Regions from separate parts of the Mus musculus genome. Here region 2 is linked to region 1. A link is a loop called in an ENCODE intact Hi-C map of the cell type or tissue named here. Cell type or tissue: gastrocnemius. All regions are shown on one strand. Each heading gives the region's core, and the rest is flanking DNA. Links, peaks and the distances in the headings are about the cores only.

Evidence for each region. Hi-C counts contacts between places; a loop is a spot of excess contacts. Peaks named below come from ENCODE experiments on the same cell type or tissue, not always from the same donor. Only the 100,000 strongest peaks of a DNase experiment are listed, where the experiment ranks them.
Region 2: it touches region 1 in a loop (11-fold over the local background); 12 of 42 quality-filtered maps call a loop at or near these places.

Annotation. Positions count from the first base shown.
Region 1 is chr9:18,287,295-18,295,636 of GRCm38, forward strand. Chordc1 (cysteine and histidine-rich domain (CHORD)-containing, zinc-binding protein 1) reads left to right here and starts at 4,973. Exons shown (of 11, transcript NM_025844.2): 1 at 4,973-5,166; 2 at 8,006-8,055. The coding sequence starts at 5,103. Gm51667 (a long non-coding RNA gene) reads right to left here and starts at 5,971. Exons shown (of 4, transcript XR_003948105.1): 1 at 5,781-5,971; 2 at 4,891-5,410; 3 at 1,504-1,600. It also overlaps the pseudogene Gm7692. In gastrocnemius, for the core only: a CTCF peak has its summit at 5,003; DNase peaks (open chromatin) are centred at 3,666, 4,818 and 7,379; H3K4me3 peaks cover 2,662 bases; H3K27ac peaks cover 1,737 bases.
Region 2 is chr9:18,469,859-18,478,200 of GRCm38, forward strand. Zfp558 (zinc finger protein 558) reads right to left here and starts at 3,701. Exons shown (of 8, transcript NM_028935.1): 1 at 3,496-3,701; 2 at 3,028-3,136. In gastrocnemius, for the core only: a CTCF peak has its summit at 3,833; DNase peaks (open chromatin) are centred at 3,606 and 3,770; H3K4me3 peaks cover 1,503 bases; H3K27ac peaks cover 937 bases.

The DNA.
Region 1 (8,342 bases), core at 306-8,305:
CCTAAGTGAAAGCACATTTAATTCCAAGTTGGAGATGGCATTTTATCAAAGAAAAGCAAGCAAGTGTAGAGATAACCAACTAAACAAAAATACCATTGTACTGGAAAATTCAAACTGGCTTTCATCCTTCCAAATATTTTAAGCTGCTAAAGACCCAGGAACAACAGAACCTTGGAGGCTACAGGAGCAAAGACCAAAGGCGAAGTAAGTAGTGCTGGAGCTGCTTCCATTCGGACTTCTCAGAAGGCTTCCTCAGGAGACGCCCTGTTTCTATCTGATAAGTCTCAGCTTCTCCAGCTTTTCATCATTCTCTTAAGGGACAATTTTAGAAGTCTCAATCCTCACATCTATCCACAGTTTTAACAGCCAGAAATACTGCTGTGATGATTTGAATAAGGGTCCCCATATGCTCATCATACACTTGAAAGCTTATTTACCAGCAAGTGGTACTGTTTGATAAGAGTTAGGAGGGATGGCCTTGTGGGAAAAGTATGTCATTGTTAGTGAGCACTGAGGTTTCAAAAGCCATGCCAGGCCCAGGCTCTCTTGCCTATGGGTAAGGACATAAATATCTCAGATACTGACTCATCTGTCTTACTTTAAAGATATGGTGATACTTTAGAGATACCACCATGCTCTCTGCCATGATGGTAATGGGCTAAGCCTTTGAAACCCTAAGCAAGCCCTCAATACAATGCTTCCTTTTATAAGCCGCTTCCTTGGTCATGGTATCTCTTCACAGCAATGAAACTGTGACTGAGACAAATGTGCAGCCACTTATGTACCATACACTCATGTTTTAAATGTAAAAAGAGGAACACATTTTTCTTCAGGAACAAATTTTCACCAAGAACGCATAGATGAAGAACTGAATGGCTGATGGTGTGATGAACATTCATGTTCATCTCTAGTTGGAAGAACTGTATTTTAGCACTTAGGTATCCAGCTTCTTTTCAAAATGTCCACCTATTGTATTGCATGGAGATCAATTTTCTGTGTCACAGGCCCTGCTTCCAGCTAAGGGCTGAGCCTATTTACACAGCACTTTGAGGCCATGAACCAAAGAAATGCTAAAAGAGGAAAGAGGATTGCTGTATGACCTTTAGATATACATCAAAACATTAAAAACTTGTAGTTACGGGGCTGGTGAAATGGCTCAGCAGGTAAGAGCACCTGACTGCTCTTCTGAAGGTCCTGAGTTCAAATCCCCGCAACCACATGGTGGCACACAACCATCCGTAACGAGATCTGACTCCCTCTTCTGGTTTGTCTGAAGACAGCTACAGTGTACTTACATATAATAAAATAATAATAATAATAATAATAATAATAATAATAACTTGTAGTTACAAATGGACAGGAAAATTAAAATTAAAGTCTTGCCTAAAAGTTGTCTGAACAGCATTTGTTTTGTTAGTAACAATGAACATGAACCTTTCTGACCATTGCAATGTTGTGAAGCTATCTATTTACAATAAGCAGCCTGCAATGTTAAGTTTTTACCATAACTTTGTCTAGGACCATCTTCTTGCTCATCCCAGCCACTTCTCTTGGCAATGTGGTAAGTTTCCATCATCAGGATCCTCTGATGCACATCTGTCTGCAGAACAGCAATGGTAATCAACACTCTGGACTAGTGGAGATGTCTACAATTCCATTTACGACTGATCCAAATTTCACTTCCAGAAATGTCACTGTTTATTTCTTTGCCCCGTTTTCATCTTTGCTGGTCAATATTTGGATGATCATCTTTGTAAAATATCATATGGGTGACAGGAAGATAACAGGCCATATGCTTTTCCACCATGTTTATTATGGATTATCTCATCTCTCCTCCTACAAACTCTCTCTGCTCATATAGCCACTTGCGGTTGCAGTGGCACTCAGCACCACATTTGGTAGAGCTATAAGTAGGGCAGGCATAGAAACATCCCAAGCAGTCCATGTCCAGGCAGTCACAGGGGTTCATGCCACTGAAGATCAGTAGGCCCTGGCAGTCATACACAGTACTCTTTGCTGGAATAATTTGTCTGTTAGAAGCAGTGCATGAATTTTTGGTGAGCTTTCTTTTCTCACTTTTACCACTTTTCAAAGCAAATTCAGTTTGCTTTCCTGGGTTTGTAAACTGTAGTGACCTCAGAGCTTTAGCAGTCCTTCCATCTGACTCGGGTTTCCATCTCTGGCGGTCATCTGAATCAACATCCACACTTCCATTGGTAATCTGGGTACATTTTGGACAAAGCTTTCAACCAGGTACGAATTGTCCCCCAAACTTTGTGCTCATAAAAGTGACATCATCTAAGTCAGTTACATGCAGATTCTTTTGAGCTAGCTTCTTGTGTAAGTTAAATGAGTCACAAGTAATTTCTGCAACTCTTCAAATCTGTCAATATACATTTTTACATGATGGAGACAAATTGTATTATTCCCAGAATGTATCATTCCAGTTCTAAGCTGAAGTGAAAACATGTCATTTTTGATGACAACTTTTTCAATGTCTTGAGTATAAAAGGCTTTATGGCAGTCATGTGTGGTACAAAGCTGGACTCCAACTGAACACAGATCCATTGTCCTTGAATCTATCAATTTTCCCGTTTTATTTTGTCTAGAAATCTCTTTGATAGGTTAACCCTCTCAGCACCTGGGAGGCTGAATGATCAGAAACTCAAGATCATCCTCAGCTACTTCCCTGGAGGCCAGTCTGAGCTAGAAAAGTCGTACGGCCCAGCCGACTTGAGCTGCCACGGGTTCTCCATTGGGCTCCGGAAGCACCATGTCTTTAAAGTAAGTTTTTAATCACATACATTTGTGGCATATGTTCGTGACCCATGTGCACATCGCAGAACATGTTTGGAGGTCAGAGGAAAACTAGGAGTCAATTCTGTCCTACCACTTGGGTCTTAGGGATCTAGTTCTGGTCTTGAGGCTTGGCAGTAAGCATGTTTACTCACTGAGCCATCCTGGTTCCCCTTTGATGTTTTGTTTTGTTTTAACATCTATAAGTATAAATACTTTGTTTGAATAATGAAAATTAATTTATCAGTTATTTTAGCAATTCTACAGTTATTTCTCAGTGGTAGAATTGCTCATTTTGATATCATATTCTTGTATTTTCAATTTACACACTATAAGAAATTATTTACTGAATGTAAATTTTTATCAGTAAAAAACTATGGATGCTAAATGGTAAGCTTACCTAAACAACTCATCTAATAATCCCATTAATGATGTTGTGACACTGATATGCAATGTTGGAACTGGCCATAAAAAGTTTTTAGAGTGCTTCATCCATTTCTTATTATTTATGATTAATTTCTATGGTCGATTATAGTAGCTATCCATAGCTAAAGTGAAAACTGATACCACCTTTTAGAAATCAATTGGCAATATATAGTCTTTTTAAAATTTAGAAGTATTTAAAAGGCTTATGCCCTTCACACAGTATTAGCTACTTTCAAAGTGGAGAGGGGAGCAATCTGCAGTAAATTGACTACTGACTTGGGCACAATTAAATTGGTGAGATTATATAGGAGAGAGTGGAAAATGACATAATTCAACATATTCCATCTTTTGAAAGACCCACAACATGAGGACTCCCCCATGTTCTGACTCAGGAGAGGCGACACCCCAAATCACTCACCAGAAACTGTCTCGCTGCAAACTGCAAGAGGACTTTTAATTCAAGAGTGCTCACAGTCATACACCATGCAGGGGTAGAAGACCATGGCGCCCTGAGTAGCTGGGTAAAGGGGTATTTAAAGGAAGAAACCACAACTCAAGGAGGTGGGGAGGGCATTGTTGGAAAATACCAAAAATACCAGTTAAGAGTCACAAAGAAGTGCAGTCACAAGAGTCACAAGGAATACCTGGTAATTGTGGGGATTATTTCTCAAGACAGTTTCTAAGAGCCCCTAACAATAGCACATTTGCATAGCGGGTTCCAGCAATGGTCAGGGTGGGTCAGGGTGACTTTCTTTGAATGAACACTCCTTGAACCCAGGAAGCTGGTGGGTGGAGGAATATTGCTGTTTTATGATTAGCATCCCTTGGAGCATTGAGTCATAGAGGTCACATTCTCAAGCCTGGGCCTAAAGGCCTAGAATTTTGCTTTTACGTTATATTTTTTCACATTCATAACAATGACTATAAATGACTTAACAATGGCATAAAATGAAAATTCTATTAGCTTAAATAAATACATTATATTTTTTGTTGTAACACATAAGTTTGATATTTCTAGGCATAAAAAGAGATACAGAAAATGAGAATACTTTTATTATTGGGATTAGGAAGGTTGTGAATAGATCTTCATTAATAAACTTGGGATTATTGGTAAATTACAACTACTTTCCGTCATCAAAACAGTCTGCTATTTCAAAAGCATCATATAGAAAGCATGTGCTGAGGACCATACTGTTTGCAAGTTGCCTATTAATGTAATAATGTGTTTTGCACACTAAAAATGTCACAAGACCTACTGAAAGATTGAATGTAGGTTACGTGATGACTAACGTGAAATTTCAATTTAGAATTGTGATTGACTCTAGGACTGCACTCAAAACATAATTTTGCTCATTCTAAAGTCCTGTCTTTGTAAGACGACTTAACCTCAATTTTTGGTAACTGACGCAGTTCTAGAGGAGCATAAGAGCATAGGTTCTGACGCTGCATAAACCTGGACCGAGGGACCGGGAAAAGGGGCGGACCTCACCCCTCAATTACCCTCTGGCAAGCGACCGCGGCTGCGCAGTGAACTCGGCGTGCCGCGCAACACAAAGCACGCCGGGAGAATGCGGGGTGGAACACAAAGAGATCGCCGCTCGCCGAGTCTTCCGCTTCCTCCCCTGGTGTCTCATCTATAACTGTCCGGATCCACCCGACTGTGCTCACCTGTGGCAGTCCGGTAGGAAATCTGTCCACCGCCCGACGCTGGCCCGTCTTCCGGTCTCTTCTGCGCCTGTGCAACCGGAACGTTCGGGAAAATTCCTGAAGCAGTACCGGCGGCTTCCGGAAGCTAGCTGCGGCCTGAACAGTAGTGCTGGTGATTGCTGCGGTGATTCACTTCTAGTCCCGGGTGGTGTGGATTTCGCCGAGAAGACGGAATGGCGCTCTTGTGTTACAACCGCGGCTGTGGCCAGCGTTTCGACCCAGAGGCCAACTCGGACGGTAAGGAGGACCGTGGCCGGCAGCTTTCTCCAGGCCTCCCTCTCCGGACCCTTGGCCTCCTTCACCTGGCTTCACCTCTTGCGGTCCCCCGGAGCCTCCCAGCTCTCTCACCCTCTCTGGGAGCGCAGGGCCGGGCGCTTCGGTGTCCCCGGCGCCCCTCATTCCTCAGTGGGCATCCCCTGCACTTGCTCAATTCTAGGCTATCCAGACCCGGTTTACACTGTCACCGCCGTGATTCCTGGGCCTAAGAGGTATAAAGAGGTGCACACTATTAGACTTCTTGTTGCGTTTGAGTACTAGTGGAAAGCGTGTTGTCACTTGTCAAATTACTTGCTTTTTAAAAAACCGTGCTGGGCTCCGGAAATGACTGTTACACATCCGTTCCACAATAACGTTTTCGGCATACTTTTACTGGGGCCTGCAGTTTTAAACTACGCTATTCCAGCATAAAATGATCCCCAAGTGCTGTTCCAAAAGCCAGTGTGGTCAAATTTGGAATGCACAATGAAAGCAAGCACCTATGCTGGGTGAAACCAGAGGTGTGAATGAATCTCATTATTGAGTGGAGTATTTATGCAGATAACTGGGCTATTGCAGGAATAAACAACACTTACCTCCGATTCATCTAGTATGTATAGTATGGTCTTTATATCCATTCATATATACTCATTATATAACTGAACCACACTGAAGTATTTCATCACAGACTGGAACACCACGTGTTAATAACACAGTTCAGCTTTGTAAAAGAGGTTAAGACCAGTTCCTTAGATAATGATCTTGGTACACAAGTAAACTGGTAGCTTCTTTCAAAATGAGACTGGGACAGGATTTAAAGGGAAAGATGCAGCGAAGCCAGTGTATGAACACACGTTTAACTGTCATGATATGTACATATTCTACTTCAGTACTGAATACATTGATGCATTGTAGCCTGAGGCAATATTTTTAGGGTACTAAATTCCTGACCAAAGTTCAGGAGAGATACCAGCTTGTTGTTGGAAGTTTATCTGTCTTTGTGTGTGTGAAATGGAACCATAGGCTAGGAAAGCCACGAAAAAATAGACAGTCATCAATTTGGGGCACATACATCAAGGGAACACCAGTCAGCCGACCAAATGGGGAAGTGTTTTAGAAAGTAGGGATGAATGCCAAGTAAATTGGTTGAATGAGTGGCAGTTGATAACACTGGATTTAGGAGAAAGCTTTTTAGAATGGGAATCATTTGACTTTACACATTAAAATTACAAATTAAAAGATTAGTGCAGAATATACCAATATTTCTGGTTTTCAAGGAGTACAGTGATAGATGTTTCACTTGTAAGAAGCTGCCAGTCTATATCCAGTCCTCCTGCTCTTAGTGATATGGTATATGTTCCATGCTTATTGTACTTTAAATTCAATTTTAAATGGTTCCCTCTCTACTGCATATCTTTGTGCATACAGGTTTCCATTCTGAACTTCTATATTCTAACTCATTGTACGTAATTAATAGCCTCTTTTTGTTCCATTGCATTAACTACTATTTTGTATACATAGCAGTTACTAAGACTGTAATATTAACTTAGTAGCAGAGGGTAGACAGATCTCACGGCAACACTAGGAATTGAATAGTAGGGAATTAAATTTGGAAGGTTGAGTGAGTTAAGACATTTACAGAAGAATGAAACCTCCTTTCTCTACCCTCATGCCACTGTTGTCAGGAAATAAGTGTGTCTGTTATCTGGTTGTTTTAAACAAAACACTCCACATGCTGGTGGTAATAAATGTATTTTGTATAAGAACAAAATAAATTAAAACTTTTATTCTGTAATGAGGAGAGAGACAGGAAATATAAAATAATAGCACTAATGAAGAAGACTGTAGAAATCTATGATTTGTATCTAGGAATTGGTTAAAATGCTAATTTAGTAATTAGATATTACGGCAGTTACTAAAATGTTGAGGTGGTTTTTTTGGTGGTGGTGGTGGTGGTGAGTTTTTTTTTTTTGTTTGTTTGTTTTGTTTTGTTTTTCCCAAACTCTTTATTAGAGAATTTCTTGGGAAACTTGTGTGGATAGGTTTATAAGTATACTTCAGTTTGCTATTTTCATGAAAAGATAGGGCCAAACAGAAGATGGGGAGGAGTGCTGAGCCTGCTGTCAGCTAGTTACAAACTGGCACAGAGTGGGGAGGGCCTTGGTCCCTTGGGCTAAGCGGAGGGTCTGCTGGCAGTCGGCTGCTGCAGGGGAAGGGGTTGCTTTGCTTCAGGGGCGTGGCTCGCCAGCTGAATATGCATTCAGGCAGCACTAACTGGTTCTAGTGGAGGTAAAGTTCAGGACGAATGAGGTGGGTGGTGGGTGTAGGTAGCATAGCAGGTAAGACTGCTGGCTCTTACTGACATACATTGTATACATGTATGAGATTTTTAGAGAATAAAAAATAATATTGCCAGAATCACTGGAATATAAAGTTTTATTAATAGACAAATTTTACTACAAAAAAATGAAAGAATATAGAGCAGTGGTAGTACTACCAAAATTGCAGTTATGAAGTAGCAACCAAAATACTTTTATAGTTGGTAGTCACCACAACATGAGGGTCACAGCATTAGGAAGGGTAAGACCCCGATACAGAGTATTTCTGAACATTACCCTTTAACAGTACTGGATTAGTTTTGTCCATGTTTCATATTCCTAGAGATTTAACGTAATGTTTTTAATACAAGGAACTAATAAAGTTTTAAGGAATTTGCCCGAATTTGGACAAAGATTGAAGCCCCAACGCCTGAAGGAAGAGGTGATATAGACACTTCTGTTTGTAAGCAGTTGTGTGATTTTCCTTTCCTGTGTTTGAACAGATGCTTGCACATACCACCCAGGTGTTCCTGTCTTTCATGATGCCCTAAAGGTAGGTACAAGATACCTTTTCAATTTCTTTGTATTTGTATAATAACTTTAAAGATGTAATAAAACCTTTTTTTTTTTTCTTCCACAGCTTGTTAGTTTTTCTTTCTTAATGACCATTTTGGGGTACTTTAAGCAGATTGTCTAAAGACAGAGACAGTTGACAGTGATGTTTTCCAGTTATAAAGTTATTTTATTTATATTCCATCCTACTTTCCTAATGATTTATTCCCTTCCTAAGTTTGAACTTGAATTAAAGCAGTCATATTGGTCTCAGTCTTTATTCTGTCA
Region 2 (8,342 bases), core at 177-8,176, 180 kb after region 1:
GTTAGTCTGCTTGAAAGGTTCACACAACTTGGGAAACAGTTTATTGGAGTGTAGTAATTTCTGTCTTGACTTGTTAAGACTCATGAAGTTCTAAAGGAGGCTTATTAAGACAGTGGAAAATTTAAAGGGAGGCTCCTTAAGGCACAGGAAATAAGCAACCCAGGAAACATCTGTAAAACTGGAGCAGATTCACAAGGCCTATGTCTCTTCAGAGTGACATAAGCAGTAAGGACTGCTGAGGAGACAGACCAGCCTAGCTGCCTGAAAAGGATCAAACCCACTAAGCTGCTGTATCAGACATTCTGTGACCTATGAAGCTGCCTGCAAGAAGTGTCTTGAGTTCCAAGTTTACAATACTGGTGAGCAATCACCATTGTTGGGGTGGCTTTTGGTGATGCACCCACTTTTTACAGTTCCATATTATTTTTCTTCCTTCAAGTTCTTCATCCTGCTACTCAAGCCAGATAGCGTCTTCTGTGATGAAATAGTCTCATGGCCTAAGTATGTATTTTTCCTAATTACTGTCCAGTCTGCTTCCCTATACTAGCCAATATTTCTCATAATGTCTCCTTTACTGTTGTCCTACTTGCTCCTCACATGGTAACATCTACTGTTCACCACTTCCATCTCTGGAACAACACCACTGAACCAATGATGACTGTTGGCATTTAGTCTAGGCTCTGCCAACAGGTACTTGGCAATAGCCAGGTGTGCCTAACTCACTATAAAAGGGGATGCTTCCCCCCTCCTCTCTCTTTTGATCTCTTGCTCCTGCTCTGTCCCCTTGCTCCTGCTCCCCCTCTCTTCCCATTCTTCTCTCTCTCTCTCCACCCCCCCCCATGTACTCACTGCTGGCCTCTACTCCCCCACTCCCGCCTTTCTCTGTCTCTACTCCCTCTCTCAACTCCCCTTCCCATGCCCTGAATGAACTCTATACTATACCATGGTGTGGCTGGTCCTCAGGGGGAAGGAAATCCTCATCAAGGGCCCACAGAGGCCCCCCTTTACCCCACACCTTACCGCCCCTCCACCAAAATATATTCCTTCTCTCCTTATTTTTTTATAAAACCCAACAATGATGAGGTAGCAGAGGCACAGACTACTGTCCCTGGACACTATCTCTCGTCTGTCCCATGAACATAATCACAAAAGACCACAGGCTTTGCTGAGGACACATAGAAAAGCTTTCTCATACACATCTGGCCATAGCTCTTATGAAACAAATCTGTTAGCATTCAATTTTTTCTCTTTCAAACCCATTTTTATTAATTATCTCAATGATATCCAAATATCAAAAGACTAGGGTAAGATAACTGACTGTATTTATAATAGCAAATAATTAAAATAATCATAAATGGGTCTGGGGAGATAGCTTAGGAGGTAAAGGCACTTGCTGTCAAACCTTACAACTTCTCTTTATCCCAGAAATCCACATGGTAGAAGATAAGAATTAGCAAGCAGTCCTCTTACCAGATACTATGGCACATAATATCCACACATAAAAATAAATGTAATATAATAAACACAGGCCATATAGTAGTAGTAAACCAACTTTCCAAGTTTTCATACTTTGCAGAAGAATTCTGAAGATGTAAGAAAGGTAAAATACTTGAGTTTGGAGAATATCCTGGGCTATACAAATTGAAATATACAAGGAGGAAGGAGAGGCAGAGGCAGGTGGATCTCTGAGTTCCAGGCCAACCTGATCTACAAAGTGAGTTCCAGGACAGCCAGGGCTACACAGAGAAACCCTGTCTCAAAAAAACCAAAAAAAAAAAAAAAAAAAAAAACCAAACAAAAAAACCCAATGTCTTTAGTGTCTTTTTTCTTAGAATGTACACTCCATGACAGGACAAAAATCTGTTTTGGGCTTCATGCATTAGACCAGGGTCCAGCTCATGAAAGTGACCAACTATCCCAGATTGTCTGGACTTCTCTGAATCCTCAATGTCCTCTGCTCTAGAAAATTCTTCAGCCTTGAATAAAATGAGCGTCTTGATCATCCTAACCTGTGTAATAATGAATTTCATTACACAATTACCAAATATTCCTGTAATATAATTACAGGAAAGCTAAAATAAAAAAAAAACGCCATGAGTAGGAATGCACCTCAGTAGTAGAGCATCGGCCTAACTGGTGCACAACAAGTGTTTGGTCCCCAGATTTTCATAAAAGAAATCAAATACATACAGCTAATAAATACCTCCTGTATTACGAAAAAAATCATACTGCTATTTCAGAAATTCAGAATGCTCAATTCCTATTAGGAAGAAAGGTAGCGCTGGGTGGTGGTGGCGGCGGTGCACGCCTTTAATCCCAGCACTTGGGAGGCAGAGGCAGGCGGATTTCTGAGTTCGAGACCAGCCTGGTCTACAAAGTGAGTTCCAGGACAGCCAGGACTACAAAGAGAAACCCTGTCTCAGAAAAAAAAAAAAAAAAAGAAAGGAAGGAAGGAAGGAGACTACCTTGTTCTTTGATACTCTTCTAAATATTTTCAATCTTATAAACATCTAGTAGCTACTCAATTTTTAAAATTTCTGCTCCTAATGTAAGGACACTCAAGACATCATTTTCATATATGCCTTTGTATTCTAAAACGTCATGACAATTTGCAGGTTTTTAGGAGTCACATGGAATGCGCTTGAAGAGTGCCACTGAGTACTTCTAACATTTACTTCAGACTTGTAAGTACTAAAAATAGACACAAATATTTCATATATTTGTACTTAATATAATATTCTGAAAATTTTGGTATAAGTATACAAAAAATTCTGCATTTATATGCTTATTCATGGCTAATTACTTTTATTTTGTGTAATTTGCATTTAACTATATTTACTTTTCACACACCTTTGTATCCATCCCTTGAATATAACCCATCAAATATTAATACAGCTTCTTGAGATAACCCTCATTTTAAACAGGTTGCAATCTTAGAATTACAACCTGTTACAAGCAGAAGAAAAGGAGTTCTACACTGCAGGATCAGGTGGAACCCCATTGTTTCATATTCCACATCGTACTCACCTGGTTACATGAAATTAATAGATTAATGAGGGCAGGTGGACATTCAGGCGTTTTCAACACAACATTGAGGGTCCAACACAAGTTTGAGTTTGCATGATGTTTTTCTTGTCTGGAAAATAAGGCACAAAGATTGATGAGTCCTTTTATGGAAAGCATTCAAACTGTGACAGAAAAAAACAAAACCTTTCATTGCCCCTCGCCACGTGTATCTACACAGTTAACGTGTAATAATAGCCCAGGTTTTGGCTGTGTAAAAGGAATTACCTAATATCTATGCAGGCACAAACTCAGCAGAAGCTGGAATGATGTGTCTATTCAATTGCTCAATGTATTGACTAGAGAGAGCTCTTTTGGTGATTTCCACGTGCAGTAAACGTAGAGGTCCTAAAGGTGATGGGGCTGAATGAACTTCACAGAGCTGGAAGGATTTCCACCCTCAGCACATGTGCTAATTCGCCCTGAACGCACCTTGCAGCTCAGGAGATAGAACAGGACCCGCTGGCTGACCATCCCTCAGCTCGCCTGCCACGCCCCCCTCTGTGAGAACAAAAAGCATTCCCAGGGCTGCGAGCTGGAAGAGCTCGGGTTTTATCGCTGGCTGCGGAAGCAGCCTGGGGCTTTCGGGAGGTAGCAGGAGTCCAGGGCCACTAGGCAGAGGGCGCTCCCGGCTGGCGCTCTTTCTCAACTCGACTAAAAACCCGTGTACACACACCGAGTCGCCCTTCCCAGCCGCCGAAGACGCCCACCCCAAGATCGACCACATCCGCTGCGCTGACTCCTCCTTCAGTTCCGCCCCGCGCTTCCACTTCCGGCCCTGAGCGCCGCCTCGAGGTTCACTTCCGCCCAAAAGTTTGTCCGGGTTTTAGGGCAGATTACACGTCTGTGGTCCCCTTCGTATTGTACGTGTTCTTCCCAGTTTGTTTAGTGACTGTGTACATAGTTGGATTTTGGGATAGGTCAGCTAAAGAGACCAGGGCGACCCTGGGAACTGTAAGAGGACGGACTATGGTAGAACCTGGAAGCGCAAGCTTGGGGGAGCTTGTGTAATAGCTGGGAAAAAGTTCTGAGGAAGTGGCTAGGGTGAGGATTAGTTCTGGGGCAGGTGGGCAGAGATAAAGTCATGAGTGAACGGAGTTGACAAGGGGTGGAGATTAGTTTCAGGGGTGGACATATGGAATAGTGTATGGTATGAAGTATGATTGCTACTGTCCCAAGGAATTTGAGAGGCTGGTTACTGGGATAGGAATATGGATGGGATGTTGTGAGTCCTGTGGTCCTACGGAATATAAAAGATCACCCCCAGGGGTGGAACTGGAGGTAACCCTCCTTGGATCATGTCAGAATGCCGTCTATGAAGTGAAAATGTGTAAGAAGAATTCTGACTGCCAGTGAGAGAGCCAGGCAAGAGTCCTGTGACCTCTAAGTACAAAATCGTTCTTGGAATGGGGATTCCTGTCCCTCCAGGGTGTAGTAAATAGGAACGGGTGTACTTCAGATTGTCTTACTAGTCAGAAGATGTCTTCAAGCACATGCTGTCCTTAGGACTGTATGCAGTTCTTAACCTGTGGGTCATGACCCCTTGTGGAGTAGGAGGTTAAATGACTTTCACTGAGATCTCCTAAGACTGTAAGAAAACAGGTATTTACATTACTATAACAATGGCAAAATTATCTGGGCAGTGCTGGTGCATTCCTTTAATCCCAGCACCTTGGGAGGCAGAGGAAGGCGGATTTCTGAGTTGGCTGCCAGCCTGGTCTACAGAGTGAGTGTCAGGACAGCCAGGGCTACACAGAGAAACCCTGTCTCGAAAAAACAAAACAAACAAACAAACAAAAAAAACCCACCAAACCAAACAAACAGAACAAAACAAAAACAAACAAACAAACAAAACAATGGCAAAATTATAGTCATGACGTAGCAACGAAAATAATTTTATGGTTGGTGGTCACCATAGCATGAGGAACTGTATTACAGGGTCACAGTTACATTAGGAAGGTAGAGAACCATTGATATACAGCTCATGGTAAACTCACGAGAACGGGTCTTGCCTTTGTGACTCTGTACAGCTTTAATTCGCATGAGCCTTTTTCTTTTCTTGATGAAAGGCATTCTAACAGGAAGATAAAGATTCCTGCTATGCTATTGGGTATATACTACAAGAAAAAAAAAGTCAGTGTTCTAATTTGATTTCTACTACTGTGATAGAACATTCTGGCAAAAAAAAAAAAAAAAGAAAAAAGAAAAGAAAAGAAAAGAAAAACAAGAAAGAAAACAAAAGCCCCCTGAGGAAGGAAGGAAGGAAGGGCATCCTAATCACAGTTCATCGCTGAGAGAAGTCTGGGCAGGAGAACTAAAACAGGAGATGTAGAGAACACTGCTTACTGTATTAAAACCTTAGGTTGTTTAGCTTACTTTCTCATACATCCCAAGATTTCTTCCTCAGAATAGCACTGCCCATGGTATAATGGATTCTCCCACATCAATTCTAATCATTAAAGTGCCCCACAGACTTGTCTTCAGGTCAGTCTCATGGAGACATTTTCTTTTTTTTTTAAAGATTTATTTATTATTATATCTAAGTACAATATAGCTGTCTTCAGATGCACCAGAAGAGGGTGTCAGATCTCATTATGGATGGTTATGAGCCACCATGTGGTTGCTGGGATTTGAACTCAGGACCTTCGGAAGAGCAGTCGGTGCTCTTAACCACTGAGCCATCTCTCCAGCCCCCGAGGCATTTTCTTTTTCTTTTTTTTTTTTTAGATGTAACATTTGTTATTTTATTGGAAAAAGCTGGTATTAACATATTTATAATTTTATTCAACGGTTGGGATAATTTGTGAGACACCGAAGAAAAAAAGAATGCACCTATGAGCCACAGAACCCCAAGTGACTGGGCCTGACTATGTTGCCAGCACGAAGATACCCAACACCCTCCAAGGGTATCACCCTCAGAGAAGAATCAAAGCAGAAGAAAACAAACTCAAAACCCCAACAATGTCGCAATGATTATGGGAAATGCCACATACTCGAGACCAGAGAACTTAAGCACAGTAAAGTGGCAAAAGGTTTTATGTTTACAGGTGACTCAAGCTTGTGTCAACGTGACAAAAAAACTACATTAGTTTGTTATAGATATATCTACATACTCAAGCTTATTACTTCTGTCTTCACAATAGCTATGCTCCAACCAGCCTATATGCCTGTTAATAAATTAATGGGTAAAATGTAGTAAATATACACAGTGGAATTCTATCTAGCCATAAAGAATATGTCATTTGCAGAAAAAAAGAACGATGAGGGGGAATTACTATACTAAATCATCATATTAAAAGAAACTAGTCTCAGAAAAATATTGTACGTGTTTTATCATAAATGGAATCTAGGGGGAAATATAGTAGGGAAATGTCATAAACATATTCCTTTGTGCAATTAACATATGTTAACTTAAAATGCATTTTCTTTATTGCATGTGTCTGCATGCAGAGGTCAGAGGATATTCCTCGGGACTCAGTTATTTCTCGCCTTACACCATTGTTAATGTCTAGTGCGTTGAGGAGTCCCAAATGAGGGTCACATTAATTAGGACCCAGGGGATGAACAGTGGTAGCACACCAATGCATAGTTTATTGAAAGTTTCAGCATCTTTTATACAGGAAGCAGAATTAAGATTTTCCCACACTTTCCAGTTTACACCAGGTGCTGTTTACCTAGAAATAGCTTATCTCTGTTCCAAGTGACCTCAACCTCCTTGCAGACTGAGAAATCTGTCTGCAGTCTGACTTTTAGATGTGTAGGTTCTTATAATTAAAAACAAAGTTACGTACTCACATGAGAAATGGATCATGATGGTCACTTCCTCAGGTTTGCTGCTTACTTGGCAGAATACCAGGATCCTCTGCTTGAGAAAGTATGCTTCCTTGGTCTCAGTCTGCTGAGAATGACAAAGACCCTGGTTGCCTTGAAGCTAGCAACCTGGGAGCAGTCTCCTGATGCCATTTCCCTACACATCACGTGGGATGGAGGGATCAAACTTATGTTGTCAGGCTCAGAGACAAGCATCCTTACCCACTAAACTATGAAAGGCCCACTATATGCATATTTGATAAAATAGGTTTTTTTTTTCAACACAGACTAACCCTAGATTGTGTTAGAGGTCATTGTTTCAACCTTTATAAATATATAGGTGTTAAATATTCTGTGTTCTGTTGGTTGAAAGGGTTTATCTTGAATTTAATCTTTTCCCAGGAATGAAAGCAAGGACCACAATGCTTAGTGTGATCAGCAAGGCTGACTGAAGCCAAGATGACAACTTCAATTCCCAGGCACAGATAGATTTCTGTTCCTGGTTGCATGTCTACTGCAACTATCCATGTGCTAAGAAATGTGCTACAAGCAATCATCAGCTTTCATTGGAGATCTGCGAGGGGACCAGAATGGGCAATGAGTTGCCAGCAACTTCACTCTTTACATTGTTGGGTTACCTGTGGCTGGAATAGGAATCAGCCTTTAAAAGGAAGGGGATTTTGACATATAGTACAACACAAATGAAACCTTTTGTTGAGTAAGGTATGCTAATCATAAAAGACAAATGCTATCTATTTCTGTATACAACTGTCACTACGGTAGTAAGCAGAAAATAGGACAGTGGACGTCCTAGCTTAGGAAGATGAGTGAAGAGTTAGTGTGCTTTTCCTATTGGGAAGTAGGAGAAGAGTTTCTATTTGGGAAGTGAGGCAATTCTTCAGGTGAATGGTGAGTATCTTCAACAGTGTGAAGATACTCATGTCACTGAGACAGGCACTGAAGAATGGACAGAGGGTGTATTTTATGTTCTGTACGTTTTATAATTTTTAAATCAAAACAATATGACCTGTAGCCACTCTGAGTTTTTCCTTTCTCTGATCATATGAGCATCCTCACTCTTTCCCCATCCCTACCTCCTTCCCTGTTCCTCCTTCTCTTCCATCTCCTTTTCTTAGTAATAAATAAATCTTAAAAAAAATACATCCTAGAAGTTAAGTTTGTATTTTCTGTTAACAGCACATATCAATAGATGAGCTGAATTTTATCACATGCACATGTTCTCTGTTCTTGTTATTTATGAACATAGTAATTCATTTGAGAGGCTGAGGCTGAGAAAAGAAGATTATGAGTTTGAAGCCAGCCTGAGCTGCTCAGGTAGTTGAATGGCAGCAATAATTATGTGTAGCCAGAACATATTCCCCTTGCCTCCCAAAAGAACAAAGAAAAAAAAAAAGAAAAGAAAACAAAGTTAACACACACACACACACACACACACACACACACACACA